Linked DNA regions of Homo sapiens: region 1 is linked to region 2. A link is a loop called in an ENCODE intact Hi-C map of the cell type or tissue named here. Cell type or tissue: transverse colon. All regions are shown on one strand. Links, peaks and the distances in the headings refer to the core of each region. The heading gives the core; the rest is flanking DNA. Region 1 has its middle 170 kb from the start of TSL. Region 2 has its middle 140 kb from the start of EVX1-AS.

What was found. A loop is a pair of places that touch in the nucleus more often than their neighbours do. Peaks named below come from ENCODE experiments on the same cell type or tissue, not always from the same donor. Only the 100,000 strongest peaks of a DNase experiment are listed, where the experiment ranks them.
Region 1: it touches region 2 in a loop (4-fold over the local background); 2 of 110 quality-filtered maps call a loop at or near these places.

What each region holds. Positions count from the first base shown.
Region 1 is chr7:27,448,215-27,451,043 of GRCh38, forward strand. No RefSeq gene overlaps it. Among named protein-coding and RNA genes, the nearest start is that of TSL, 170 kb to the right of the region's middle. In transverse colon, for the core only: no CTCF peak of the experiment used is centred there; a DNase peak (open chromatin) is centred at 1,017.
Region 2 is chr7:27,383,449-27,386,277 of GRCh38, forward strand. No RefSeq gene overlaps it. Among named protein-coding and RNA genes, the nearest start is that of EVX1-AS, 140 kb to the left of the region's middle. In transverse colon, for the core only: no CTCF peak of the experiment used is centred there; no DNase peak of the experiment used is centred there.

The DNA.
Region 1 (2,829 bases), core at 47-2,546, 65 kb after region 2:
TCCCATATTTCTTGGAGGCTTTGTTCATTTCTTTTTACTCTTTTTTCTCTAATCTTGTCTTCTCACTTTATTTCATTAATTTGGTTTTCAATCATTGATATCCTTTCTTCCACTTGATTGGATTGGCTATTGAAGCTTGTGCATGCCTCACGAAGTTCTCATGCCACGGTTTTCAGCTCCATCAGGTCATTTAAGGTCTTCTCTACACTGTTTATTCTAGTTAGCCATTCATCTAACCTTTTTTTCAAGGTTTTTAGCTTCCTTGTGATGGGTTAGAACATGTTCCTTCAGCTCGGAGAAGTTTGTTATTACCGACCTTCCGAAGCCTACTTCTGTCCACTCGTCAAAGGCATTCACCATCCAGCTTTGTTCCATTGCTGGCAAGGAGCTGCAATCTTTTGGAGGAGAAGAGGTGCTCTGGTTTTTAGAATTTTCAGCTTTTCTGCTCTGGTTTCTCCCCATCTTTGAGGTTTTATCTACCTTTGGTCTTTGATGTTGGTGACCTACGGATGGGGTTTTGGTGTGGTTGTCCTTTTCGTTGATGTTGCTGCTATTCTTTTCTGTTTCCTTCTAACAGTCAGGTCCCTCAGCTGCAGGTCTGTTGGAGTTTGCTGGAGGTCCACTCCAGACCCTGTTTGCCTGGGTATCACCAGCAGAGGCTGCAGAACAGCAAATATTGCTGCCTGATCCTTCCTCTGGAAGCTTTGACCCAGAGGGGCACCCACCTGTATGAGGTGTCAATCAGCCCTTACTGGGAGGTGTCTTGCAGTTAGGCTACACTGGGGGTCAGGGACCCACTTGAGGAGGCAGTCTGTCCAATCTCAGAACTCAAACGCTGTGCTGGGAGAACCACTGCTCTCTTCAGAGCTGTCAGACAGGGACGTTTAAGTCTGCAGAAGTTTCTGCTGCCTTTTGTTCAGCTATGCCCTGCCTACAGAGGTGGAGTTTATAGAGGCAGTAGGCCTTGCTGAGCTGCGGTGGGCTCCACCCAGTTCGAGCTTCCCAGCTGTTTTGTTTACCTACTCAAGCCTCAGCAATGGTGGACGCCCCTCCCCCCACCAGGCTGCAGCCTCGGAGGTTGATCTCAGACTGCTGCCCTAGCAGTGAGCAAGGCTCCGTGGGCATGGGACCCACTGAGCCAGGCACGGGAGAGAATCTCCTGGTCTGCCAGTTGCTAAGACCTGGGAAAAGCACAGTATTTGGGCAGAAGTGTCCTGTTTTTCCAGGTACAGTCTGTCACGGCTTCCCTTGGCTAGGAAAGGGAAATCCCCCAACCCCTTGTGCTTCCCAGGTGAGGCGATGCCCGCCCTGCTTCAGCTCACCCTCCGTGGGCTGCACCCACTGTTCAACCAGTCCCAATGAGATGAACCAGGTACCTCAGTTGGAAATGCAGAAATCACTGTCTTCTGTGTCAATCATGCTGGGAGCTGCAGACCAGAGCTATTCTTATTCAGCCATCTTGCACCATCCGATGTTAAACCAACTTTGCGTCCCTAGGACAATCCCACTTGAGCGTAGTATATAATTATTTTTCTATATTACCTATCCTAATATTTTGTCAAAGACTTTTGTACCTATATTCCAAGTGATGCTGATATGTAGTTTTTCTTTTCTTGCCATGTCTTTGTCTGATTTTGCTATCAGAGTAATACTGGCCTCATGAGTGAGCGGGGAAGTCTTCCCTTCTCTTCTATTTTTTGGAAAAATGTGTGAAGAATTGGCATCAGTTCTTTTTTAAATGTTTGGTAGAATTCATCAATGAAGCCATCTGGTCCTGGGCTTTTCTTTATAGGAAGCTTCTTGATTACTAATTTAATTTCTACTTATTTTAGGTTTACTCACGTTTTCTATTTCTTCTTAAGTAAGTTTGGTTGCATCTGCCTTTCCAGGAATTTGTCCATTTGATCTGTTATCTAGTTTGTTGGCATACAATTTTTTTATAGTATTCCCTTATAATTTTTATTTCTGGAACGTCAGCACTAATGTCCCTCTTTCATTTTTGAGATTTATCTCTTTTTTTCCTGTCTGGCTAAAAGTTTGTCAATTTTGTTGATCTTTTCAAAGAACTAACCTTCAGTTTCATTGATTTTCTCTATTGTTTTTCTGTTTGCTATTTTACTAACTTCTGCACTAATCCTTGGTGCTGCCTTTTTTTCTGCTTGTTAACAAAGCTTTTTTGACATATTAAAAAGAAGAAAAAATTACTTATCCAATATACTTTTGATGGTTATTTGGGTTATTTCCTGATTGAGGCTAGAGGCTATTATGTATAAAGTTGTATGAACATTCTTGCACATATATTTATACGAACATATATTTTTATTTATCTTAAGTACCTTGGAGTGCAACAGGAATAGGGTAGATGTATGTTTCAGTTTACGGAAAACTGTCAAACAATTTTCCAAAGTAGTTGTGCCATGTTATATTCCAACTAGCACTCTGAAAATCACCACATCCTCCCAACATTTGGTATTGTCAGTCTTTTTCCTTTTAGCATTGTGGTGGGAGTATAATGGTATCTGGTATTTTAGTTTGCATTTCCCTGATAACTAACGAGACTGATCGTCTTTTCACTTCTCTCAAAGTAACTAATGAATTTTGTCCCCTTTTCTGTTGACTTGTCTCCTTTTGTCTTACTGATTTGAGTTCTTAATATATTTTTTATATATGTCTTTTGTTGAATAAATTACAGGACCTTCATACAATGGATTACTCTAAAGTAATCAAAGTCAATTAACTATTGCTATATACAGTTACGTGTGTAAACTCACAGACATAATATTGAGAAAAAGAAGCTTTCAAAAAAGAGTACATACTGTGTAACTCTAT
Region 2 (2,829 bases), core at 23-2,522:
TCATTTGCCAAAATCTCGTTATAAGAAATAGAGCAAATTTATCATGCATTTTAGCATCTGCTAGGACAAGTATGCTCCATTACTCTTCTTTTTCAGAATTTTCTAGACACACTAGCATGTTTACTTTTGTGTAGAAAATTGAAAATCTGTCTGGAATTGAAAATTACCATGTTGGTACTTCTATTGAGATTGCATTAAATAGGTCTATTTAGATTGATTTAAGAAGAATTGACTTTTTATGATTATTAAGTCTTTCTATCCAATAACAAGGTTAGCATTTCCATTTATTCAGGTTTTCTTTTGTGTCCCTTAGTAGCATCTTAAAGTTTCTTCATGCACAACTTCAACATTTCTTGTTAAGTTCATTCCTGGATATTTTTCAGTTTCTTCTTATAAATGAGTATTTTTTTTTCATTTTGTTTTCTAATCTGTGTATATTTTGTATCTTATTTTCATACCCATCAATTTTCTGAATTCTTTTACCTGCTATAGTAATTTTTCGATTGATTATCTTTTTGTACTCTCTGCAAGTAGTAATTTTGCCCACCCTCTTCCCATGCTTCCACTTACTTCTTTCACCTGTTCTGTTGTAATGGCTACTACATCTGGAACACTGTCAAATAACAGCAGGAAGAATGGATATCTTGGTCTTGCTCCTGAGTTGAATTAGGAAGGCTTCTAGGGCTTCTGCATTCTGTATGATTCAGGCTTTGGTGAATGATCTTGTTATTTTATTGAGTTAATATGTTATGAAAGCATCCTCAATAATATTTTGTTAAAAGTTGGATAAAAATTTTACAATGAATGTTAGATAATTAAATAAGTTTTCAGCATCCAGGGAAGCAATTGCGATTTTTCTCTTTTGATCTATTAGTATGTTAAACTATAGTCATAGCTTTTTCCGGTATTGGAAAATAAATAGGTAATGTTTATTCTGTGTTTACTTTGTTCCAGGCCCTATTCTAAGCACTTTACATGTGTTAATTCATGGAATCCTCTCAATATACTATAATTAACCCCACCTGAAAAATGAGAAAACTAAAGCACAGAGAAGTTAAATAATTATGTGTCCGAGGTCCTATACCTGGTGAGTACCAGATCCGGAATCTGAACACAGGCAGTTTGGCTCCCGAATCTACATTCTCACCAGCTACTCTCAGCAACGGTCTTTGAAATTCTCATCAAGAGGTAGCATTCTCTTAATGTGTACTGGATTCTCTCTGCTAACACTTTATTTAAGTGGGTTTTTTGGCCTTGATATTAATAGATAACTTTGGACTATAGTTTTTCTGTGTGTATATTATCATTGTCGATTTTTGGAATTGATATCTTGTTAGCTTCAAAAACTAATTTGAAAGTTTTTCTTCTTTTACTGTGGCCTGGAACAGTTTAAGTAGTCCTGGAATGATCTTTTCTTTAAAACATTCTTTGCACCTGTGAAGTGTCTGATTCTAGTGCTTTTGAGCGAGTTGGATTTTTGATAATGTACGCTATTTTTTTCCTCTAATCATTGGTTATTTAGATTTTCTGTAACTTCTATGATTGGTTTTTGTAGTTTATGTTTTTCTAGAAAGCTATCCATTTCATTCAGGTTTTCAACTTTATTTCAGTAGAGCTGAGCAAAGAAATATCTCAAAATTATTTTGTTTTGTATACATACAAAACAGTTCCCAATGTACTATTTTGATTTTGTATTAGCCTATGTTCATATTCTTTTCTTAATTATTTTAGCCAGCAGTTTTTCTGTTTTGTTCTGTTTTCAGAGAAGTAGCTCATGGATTTATTTGTTGGTTTTCTATTTTATTTTAACATTTTACTCTATTTGTGGTTACTTCCCTTACCCATTTCTAATTTTGTATATGCTGTTTCATCTTTTTATTTGACTAGGTTGGCTAATGGTTTGTTATCTATTTTATTGTGTTTTTTTTTTGTTTATTTATCCCAAGTACCATCTTTTGGATCCATTTTTAGTTCCATTTAAAAAACTAATTCCTTTTGCCATATTTAGTTATATTTATTATTATTTTTATAACTTGCCAGAATGACTGTTCCTATTAATTATTTTCATTCTTTTATGTTTCACAACACTAGTTAGTAGAACTATGTGGTGAGAGGCAATATCCCAAAGATTGTGATACATGATTCTTGCATTATCAATATTTTCTAGATATTGCATTTTAAATTTTGTTTTAATTTTTCTATGGACCAAGAGTTAAAGAGATAACTTCTTAGTTTCCAGGTGGTTAAGATTTTTTTGTCTCTTATAAATAGGGTTATTTTGATCAATATTTCAAGGACAATTATATAATGGGCATATTCTTTGTATTCAAGGTTTAGAGGTATAGATATGTACAAATATAGATATAGAGATACACACTTATGTGTGCACACACTCCACCCTATTAACTATGGGATTTAAGTTGTCAGTGGCATTCTTTTTTGTCTACTTGATCTGTCATGGCCTGAAAAAGTGCTCACCACAGTTGCCTTTTTGTCTGTTTCTCTTTGTTTTTATTGCAGTTTTTCTTTTACGGATTTTGAAGTAATGCTATTTGCTGCATGAAAATTCACTAAATTGTGTTTACCATTATAAATTGTCCATCTTTGATTTGTATAGTGTGTTTTTTGTCTTGAATTTAATATTATGATCCTTGTTATTTTTTTGCTTGCACCTAATTTCCATGTCTTTGCTTTACCTTTTACTAGCAACCTTTCTGAGTAATTTTATTATAAATGTATTTCTTGAATGTGTAATGTGGCTGATTTATATCTTATTTCAGGTAAGATATATATTCAGATATCTTATTTCAGATAAGATATATATTATTT